Linked DNA regions of Homo sapiens: region 1 is linked to region 2. Evidence: chromatin contacts called from ENCODE Hi-C or POLR2A ChIA-PET data. All regions are on one chromosome and are shown on one strand. The core of a region is the stretch at or near the end of the contact, and the rest is flanking DNA. Distances in the headings are between cores, read along the strand shown.

Region 1 (4,721 bases), core at 2,115-4,614, 46 kb after region 2:
CGGGAGTTAATTAGAACAGCCCTGAACTCAGTTCTGTGTCGGTGCTCCTTGCCATTAATGATTCAGGTAAAGAAGGAAGTAAAATAATAGGGCAGGGAAGGAAATTAATTGAACTAAGCTTTTTAAAAATATTTCTGATGCATCAAATTCTAATGAAAGATTAACACACACAATGGAAATATTAAAAGGCACTTACAGAGGCCCCCAAAACACAGAGAAAGAAACCTGTCAAGGGCGAGGGAGCTGATTAAATCTTTCAGATAAGAAAATTGGTAAGGGATGTGAGGCATTTACTCACAGTTGTGAATTTTCATCAGGAAAACAGCCCCTGGTTACTCACCCAGCTGCTCACACTGGGACAGCCTTCCTGGAGGGCAACTTGGCAATTGGCAAAGAAGTCTTTCAGCTGGGCATGTCCTTTAACCTGTTCTAGAATTTTAGGTTACCGCCGTTCTCATGGTTGGGTGTAGAGATTCAGCTACAGGGAAGTTCAAACTTGGGGTGGGGAGGACTTAAAAAGGGAAAAATTCACAGATACTGGGAAACTAAATCTTGGCAGGCCCTCATGGTGGCATGTTATACAGTCAGTTTTTTAAAAATGCTGTTAAAATGGTGGTTCCTAAACTTTAGTCATTTCCTGACCATCCTAAGGATTTTTTCCTAGTTGTACCACCTGTACCGTTTATGTGATGTTTTCTTTAGATTATGTCCCTCCCTTTGTATTGAAATTTATAAGGAAAATTTCATTTACATCAACGCAAAATCAGCATCATCTTTCATAGAAGACATGATTACGTACATGGACAAAATATTCCTACATTTGCCAACCAAGAATTGCCTCAGGCACCACCTCTGGAAAAGTCTTGATGAGACACACAGCTTGGTGATGCAGGGACAAGGCACCCCCATAAGGCCTGGAGTGAAAAATTAAGGTTATCGAACAGCGTGCACAGGGTGACCTCATTTTTGTAAAATGAACTCATGTGGTTATCTTTGGGGTATGGTATGGTTACAAGTGTTTTTTAAATGCTTGTTTCTCTTAATTTTCTACAGTGAATAGATAATACTTTTATAATCAGGAAATAAATTTAGAAAACTTTCAATGGTCTGTATTCCTCCCGTGGGTCTCTGTGTGCTTCTTGGGACACAGGTCTGGAAGAAAACATACCCACTGTGACTGTGGTTATCCAGGGAAGTGGGATGAGGAGGGTGGACATTACTTAGTTTTTATTTTATTTTACTTTTTGAGACAGGGTCTCACTCTGTCACCCAGGATGGAGTGCGGTGATGCCATCACAGCTCACTATAGGCTTGACTTCCCGGACTCAAATGATCCTCCCACCTCAGCCTCCTGAGCAGCTGGGACTATAGATGAATACCACAACACCCAGCTACATAAAATTTTTTTTTTTTAGAGATGGGGTCTTGCTATGTTGCCCAGTCTGGTCTCCAACTCCTGGGCTCAAGTGATCCCCCACAACCCTCGCCTCAGCCTCCCAAAGTAACTGGGATTACATGCGTGAGCCATGGTATCTGGCCTTAGTTTTGTTTTCTTACAAAGACAAGGTATTTGCACAGTATTTGTGTAATTAAAAGGTAATGGCTGGGTGTGATGGTGTGCACCTGCAGTCCTAGCTACTTGGGAGGCTGAAGTGGGAAGACTGCTTGAACCCAGGAGTTTGAGTCCATTAACTTCCAAAGTGAAGGTCTCCTTTGGTGCCAATCTTACGCTACAGCTACGCTTCTAGCTCCCTTTTTTTTTTTTTTTTTTTTCTTTTTGAGACAGAGTTTTGCTATGTCACCCAGGGTGGAGTGCAGCGGTACGATCTCGGCTCATAGCAACCTCTGCCTCCTGGGTTCAAGTGATTCTCTTGCCTCAGGCTCCCAGGTAGCTGGGATTACAGGAGCCTGCCACCACGCCCAGCTAATTTTTGTATTTTTAGTAGAGATGGGGTTTTACCATGTTGGCCAGGCTGGTTTCGAACTCCTGATCTCAGGTGATCTGCCTGCCTCGGCCTCCCAAAGTGTTGGGATTACAGGCGTGAGCCATCGTGCCCGGCTGTAGCTCCTGTCTTACTCAACTGTCCAGAGCACTGTGGCAAACCCTCAGCTATGCTGACTGCCTGGACTCTGTTCCTGGAGTGGTCATTCCCAACACACAGACCAGAGCTGGCCCGTGGAGAGAATGTCAGGACTGATCAAGGTGAAAATGGGGAGGTGGGGGGAGCCCTGCACCCAGAGTCAGAACATGATGTGCCAGGCTGCTATGAGGGCCTTTCCAGCCGTGACCCCTGCACAGCCTTTTTTCTTTTTCATCTTCTCTTTCCTTTCTTTCTTCTCTCTGGTTCTTGCTCTAAAAGCACGACCTAGAAAAGGCAGGCTTTCCACGTTCCATAACATTACCGCCCACTTTTTCCTGCTATTTACATCAAAGATCCCAAGCTCACACATTTGAAACAGAATGTCATTTAAAAGACTACCCACTTAAAAAAAAAAAGAAAAAAAAAGATTAGCAACTGTTCAAATAAGAAACAAGTCATGGAAAATGTGACTTTCATTCTAGTTCTGCTTGATCACACCTGCTAAGAAGAAAGTAGAAACTTCAAACGCATCACAGGTACTGAGGGAGCCCAGAGCTGCAAAAGGTTAAGTGCTTTATCGGGGATCATCCAGTAGTAGGAAACTTTTTCCATTATGTGCTTAAAGGCCCACAGCCCCTTTAAATAGCCCCCTGCTACCTCATAATAACGATAACTTGATTCATTCTACAGGCTTTATTGATTTAAATGTGATTCACGTAAAATTCATGGCAACCATGCAAACCTAATTTTTCACATTTGAGCTACATTAGAAACTACACGGCAGAGGCAGGAGGGAAATGAGAGAAGGCATATTCGGGCAGTGGGGCCAAGGCAGGCATGCAGGGCCCCACAGGAAAAAAGGGAGAGATTTTTCTAAAGAACTCAGATGCAAAAAGAGACACACAAGGTCAGTTCTTAAGAAAGGAGCTTGCCTGATGTGGCCTGGAAAAAGTTGTAGGGGGGGAGGTGGTGCCTGTAAATGCTTCAAACTTCAGAGGCAAGGCCTTGTGTGGCTCTCAGCTGCCCCTCCTCTGAGCAGCTGGAGCCAAGAGGGCCCGTTAAGCCACAAGAGCACTTCTGCCTCCTCCCACAAACCTCACATCTGTAGATGAAGCCGGCTCTGGCTTCCAGAAGGTTTACTGCAATCACACCTTAGGGCTGGAAACTTATCAGGCTCGGCCTGCCCAGGACAGGCGCAGAGCTTCTGAGTCAAGCCTCTGGAACCCCTGACTCATGTTACCCTTCAGTTTCCCCTTTGAGCCCCTGGAGCCTTCATCTTTGGTCACCTGAAGGTGACACAGCAAGGTGGTTCATTAGGACAGCCACAGGCTGGGAAGGGGCCCTGTACAAAAGAGGAAGTACTCTGGAGGAAAGGTTGAGACCAGGGCATGATTTAGAGGAATGGGGTCAGTCCTGCTTCCTAATGCCACAGTTACAAAAGAAGGCAGAAATTAACCACCATGGCTTCTACAAGCACATGATAGGACCTGCCTGTCGTCCAAAGACCCTCGTCACCCCTCCACCCCAACAGGCTAGGAAGCCTGTGGGTCCTCCCTTCTAACCAAGCCTGCCCCATCCCTGAACGCACCGTGGCTTGGGTCACTGTCCTCTCACCTGGGGTGAATGAGAGAGGCATGTTTCACCAGCTGCCGCCTCCATTCTTGCTACCTCATCCCTGCTAACTGTGCCATGGAAGTGGGCTTCCTGGAGCTGCTCCCAGCCCACTTTCCTGTCCTTCAGCAGGGCCCCTTCTCTGCACTGCCACACCCTCATATCCTGGCTCGCCTTCTACCTCCTCTTGCTCAGTCTTGTACACGCCCTGCCCTCTTCCACCTGTGCTGTGCCCAGGGTGCATCTGCCCACCCTCGGCGCCTGGCTGATATTTACTTCTTCAAAAATACGCCCACTTTGCTTTAAGACAGATTCATTTGGTGACTCCTCAGTGCCAGGCGGTATAGATATGAAGAGAAAGGTGACCAGTCACTGCCCACCTTCCAACCCTTGAGTCCGGGCAGAATCACTGAAGTGTCCAGCAGGGCATGCTCCCGGCCTGTACACTGGAAGCCTGTTTGTTCCTTTGCCTGAGTGCCACAGGAAGTGTCAGCTAGGGTTTAGGAGGCCTTGAAGCACTTTTTGAGTCCTAGACTCATACTCACTGGGACGAGTATGGCCACGGTAACCGCACTGGCTGAGGAAAAGTGGCTTTGTTCTCCAAATGTCCCAACTCCAGGGCCCAGGCTCACTGTGAGGGATGGCAGGGAAGGGCCACTCCAGTGAAGCCTACTGCCCTTCTCTCTCTCACTCTGCTGTGCTGAGCAGGTCTAGCTGAATTCATAAGAGATGAGGGTGCACACCATGTGATGCCCCAAAAGCACCATGAGAAGGGGGTGCAAAGGCTGTAGGAGCCAGCAGGGAAGTGGAGGTGGTGGGGGGTACAGGAGGAGGAGATCCCTGAGATGGGTCTGGACAGATTGCCCAGGTAAGGATGCTCCTCATCCCAGCTCCTCCCTGCTCCATGGGGGCCTCGACACTGGGGTAGGGGGAGCTTCCTGCCTCCTGGCCTGTCTCCCACTAGACTGGGGACAGTCATGATGATGAGGATAACGACAGTCACCATGCATTGGGGATTCTATTATGGAT
Region 2 (4,414 bases), core at 1,023-3,522:
ACACATCACACCTATCGGGCAAATGCCACTCGGCTCATGAAGCCTAGACAGCTGCTTAGTGCCAAGGGCCAAGCACAGGCACCTCCAGGCCTGCTTGATCACAGCGCTCTGACAGGCGTGCCCAGGAGCCACGCATGTGAGGCTGCAAGTATGATCACAGTGCCCCCAGCTTCCAACTACAGCTCCCCCAGGGCAAGGCCAAGAATTTTGTCAGGTTCCCGGGCCCTGAGGAGGATCCCTGGACACTGGACTGAGCAGACTGTGGGGGTCCGATGGCCTAGCAGTGGGTTTCAGCAACACCACCTACCACTGAGTGACTTCGGGCAAGTTACCTCACCTCTCTGGGCCTCAGCCTCCTCCCCCGGTAAGTAGGGAGAGTAACCATACCTGCCTCCCTGCTGTGAACCTGGGCTGTGGAGATACTTAGCCCAGTGCTGGCAGCTCGATGAGTCTCACAGAATGCTCTGTCAGACATCCCCAGTGCCCGAGTCATTTAAACCTTTCAACCTCAGGACAGTGTGGGGGCCAAGTGCAAAGCACACTACTGCTTCCTGTTGTGTGACCTGCGCTGGTCAGCTCACCTCTCAAGCCTCTCCCACCTCACTACGCTCTGCGGTTACTGAGATCACAAATGGGAAATGCTTTGCCTGTCCCAAGCTGCTACACGATGTGCAGAGGCAGCGCCGTTCTCAGGAGCAGATCTGTCATAACCAGGCACGCTGTCCCCACCGCCATCACTGACCATGCTAGCCAAGGGCACCTCCCACATCCCAGACCGTCCCTCACCCAGCTGCCCTGGTTTCTGGTGGGACCCCAGTGGCCCCGCACTGCTGTCTCCAATCCACTTCCCACACGGTACGTGCAAGGAGCTTGGACAGACATGCGTCAGGTCCAGCCACTTCCCTGCTTCGCGGCCCCGAGGCCACCCAGAGCACGCAGAATGAAACTCACATGTCTCCTTGCACCCCTCCAGATCCCCCACGGTCCCCGACAACCCAGTGCCCCCCACACCCCGTGCTCTGGCGGCATGAACCCTCTGGGTGACTTGCCCTGTTGAGGCCCCCACCACTTCAGGTATCCCCCTGGCCCCATGGTCATCCTTTTCCATGTCTGCCTCCTGTGAGTGAGCTGTCCTCTGCACGGGGGCCTAGGACGGGTTGCAGGAGGCACTTGGTGTGCACTGGCTGGAAGAAGGAACCATGCCAGAGATGGTGACTTCCATGGTGGCTCCAACAGGGCAGGTGCTCAGAACTCTACCTGCCTGGTGCTGTCCATATGGCTGGCAGAGCCCAAAAGCACTGGCTAGAATACTTGGGAGGACCCTACGGAAAAGCCTGGAGGAGCCAGGCCAACTGCTCTGCAAGTGACTCCAGCCAGGGCCATGAAGCTGGGAGTGCTGGCTTGCCACCCCTGAGCTTGCGACCTTGGGCAGGCAGCTCTATCCGTCTGAGCCCTGGCTCCCTCCTCAACAGCAGTGGCCATTATGACACTACGATAACGTGAAGCACTCACATGTAAAATGCTGGCCCAGCTAAGCTCCTGCTGTGTGAGGCAGGTCCTATCATCAGCCCCATTTGAAAGAAGGGGACACAGAGGCTCAGGAGCTTCACAGAACTTCCTGACATCACATAGTTGTCTAGGGGTAGGTGTGGATTTGAACCTGGGGGGTCTGGCTCCAGGGTGTGTGGCCCTAGCCTCTTGATTGCAATGGCTTCCTCGGCAGGGCTGTGGCACAGTTTAAACAACACAATGGCTTACACCTGGGCACAGCAGGTGCACTGATGATGGTGGCTTTCAAGCTGCTCAAGTCCGGCAGCTTGAGCAAGCCTTTCAGGTGCTTCGTGTTGGGTCAGCACAAAGGGCCACTCTGTGGGACATGGTGGGGACAGGAGGACAGGCCAGATTCTGCATTTGTTCTTTGCTGGATGTGGAGAGAGGGCAGGATGGGAAAGCCATGGCCTCCACCAGGCCAAGCACTGCTTTGAGATGCTAGACCACTGTGCTGAGCCCGTGGACATTTCCCTTGGGCTTCATGCTGGAAATCTGGCCAAAAAAAGAACGTTTTTCTCCCCAAATGCCCAAGACTTTGTAAATGTCAACTATTTCAGAGCATTTTCCGGGTTACTAAGAGCGGTGGTGGGGGTTTTTGAGGAAGGCTCATTCCATCCACACTGACTCTTCCTGCCACCCAGCCATCCGTGAGGTTCAACAGGACATCCGTGAGCCAGGAGGCTGGAGTGTGCCTGGAACCCAGCACCGGAGACCCAGCTGTGGGCCGGTGAGGTCATCGTGCTCAGAAAGCCACAACAAAGGGGCACGTAGGTTACCCCAGAAGCTCTGCAGAGCCTTCAAATCAACTTAGCAGGAAGAGAAAGAACAAAGGACAAGAGATAACTTTTGTTCTCAGGAAGCCGGTAGAAGAGGTAGAAGAAGCAGGCACCCTCTCCAGGGATGAACTTTGAGACTCCGGGCAGGGGACCTTGCTTTCTGACTCTTGCTTGCCCCAGCTATAAAAGTAGGACTAATAACTTTATACAGTATTTACATACTTATCTCCTTATTTTGTGTAAAGCACCTAGCCCAGTGCCTAGCACATAGTTGGCATTCAATAAATAGGATTTTTATCCTGGGACCTTAAATAAGTCTGTAAGGCTAGAAGTAGACCACATATGCCATGAGCCTGAATTTTACCAGCTAGCAAATATTTTCAGAGGAGTCACTGCACTTCACAGTCCAAACTTTGCAGTTCATACAGTTGAAGCATCTGCTCCCCAAATCACGCTGTGAATTTCTCACCCTCAACATGGAAACTGAGGCGGCGACTTTCAAGGACTGAGCTCACAGCAGGGAGTGACAGAGACAGTAAAACAATCCAGCAGCCAGGCTGATGGGTTTTGGAATGTGTTTTTGTGATTACTCTGAGGCTTCAGCAAGCAGGCTGTGTAAGTGTGAAGAGATGTTGCAAAACAGCCATTCCTATCACACTGGGATAATATTGACTTTTGGCCCTTTGGGAATTTGAGATGTTAAAAAAAATAATACTGTGTGTGTTTTTGGAGAAAAGCATATTTATACTAAATGCCATGGCTGGACAGCTGCAAATAAAGAAAACTGTATTTTAGTCATGGGATTCTGGTTATAGAGAGAAAAGAAGTGTAGAAAGCTGTAACCTCAGCAGAGGTGCCAGGAGGTGGGAACAGAACCCACTGGTGTCTCCATCATGCCAAGCTTGGAGGTTCTGTCTGAGATGACAAGCCAAGCTATGAGTGGGCCACCCCGGAGACCCCCACCAGTTCCTGGGGACCCTTCTAGTCACCACAACTCCCGAAGGCCTTCTGGACAGAACAAGACCCACAAGACACACAAGGACTGTTGGGTCAGAAGTTGGGATCATCGAGATGCCCTTGCTAGCTAAATGCACAGAGAACATTCGGGGAGGGAAACCAAGCCTTCTTAAGATTTTGCCTTAAGCTAGCTCTGTGGCTTCCCACTCCCTCAGTCAAATTGGTCACCAAATCCTGTTAGTTTCTCAGCGTAGCTATTTCTGTTTTCACTTCATGGTTATTTACCCTGAGGAAACCCTTGCGCAAGGGCACTTGGAGATGCCTATTTGTTAAAGGACAAAAAATTGGCCACCACCTAAACATCCATCAGTAGGGGACTGGCTCAATGAACAGTGGTTTGACCAGATGATCGCAGCAGTCAAAATCGAATGAGGGTGCGCCTGCGAACTAAAATGAAAAACACTCCAGGATACGCTGTTGAGTGAAAACAGTGGTCATTTAGGTTTTTTGAAACAAGCAATATAATCCTATAGTACAAGTAAGTGGCAAATGGCCAGAGAAAGGTAAGGAAGGCCGCACCCCAGCCTGTGGGACTTTTCTCATCCGCCCACGGGCATCACCTGACGCACAGCTGTGAGCATGCAGTGAAGGGGCCAGAATGTGTCTTGTGGCCTTCCCACTCCACCCTTCTCCTCTGCCCTTCCCAACTCCAGTCAGTTAAAACCCAAGTCCATTTTGCCACCCATGTCCCCTGATCTGTCTTAGAACCTTCAATGGCTTCCTGCTGCTTCTAGGATAAAATTCGAACCATGGGGCAAGCTCACAAAGCGCTTTGCTATCGGGCCCTGCTGAGCTTCCCAGCTCTCTGTTCATCCCTACCCTGCAGCCACACCTTTGCATGTGCCAAGCCAGAAGCACCACAGAGCCCACTAGCTGGCAAGACTTGCTCACAGTCCCTCCCCCTGACCCCAGGCTTCTCTGTAAGCCCTGTGCAGTGTTTATTTGATTCATCAAGGGCCTTAGTAAACGCTTGCTCAGCCAACCTTCCTTTTCCTGACCCTCGTCAACATGTTTGTCATGTCACTTCCTTGGAATTGTAAAAGTTCCTTTAAAAAATGCCAATTCTTTCC

The links. A loop is a pair of places that touch in the nucleus more often than their neighbours do. ChIA-PET counts read pairs that join two places held with the same protein, here RNA polymerase II (POLR2A). Pooled maps may share reads with other maps.
Region 1: a pooled map shows a loop between it and region 2 (4-fold over the local background). The contact joins two enhancer-like sites. A Hi-C loop is called at or near these places in 17 of 168 maps with a recorded cell type or tissue (A673, Caco-2, DLD1 and 13 more), 1 of 37 single-sample maps with no recorded cell type and 18 of 50 pooled maps. POLR2A ChIA-PET finds 5 or more read pairs at or near these places in 18 of 52 experiments (AG04450, BJ, HEK293T and 13 more).

What each region holds. Positions count from the first base shown.
Region 1 is chr16:11,092,870-11,097,590 of GRCh38, reverse strand. The region is part of intron 19 of CLEC16A (C-type lectin domain containing 16A); the gene reads right to left. Among named protein-coding and RNA genes, the nearest start is that of CLEC16A, 150 kb to the right of the region's middle. RefSeq lists an enhancer at 2,669-2,718. Within about 2 kb of position 3,364, at least 11 of the 41 ENCODE cell types and tissues checked have a DNase peak (open chromatin) inside an H3K27ac peak, as active enhancers do.
Region 2 is chr16:11,138,074-11,142,487 of GRCh38, reverse strand. The region is part of intron 22 of CLEC16A (C-type lectin domain containing 16A); the gene reads right to left. Among named protein-coding and RNA genes, the nearest start is that of SOCS1, 120 kb to the left of the region's middle. RefSeq lists enhancers at 605-1,183, 1,184-1,761, 1,762-2,340. Within about 2 kb of position 2,272, at least 3 of the 41 ENCODE cell types and tissues checked have a DNase peak (open chromatin) inside an H3K27ac peak, as active enhancers do.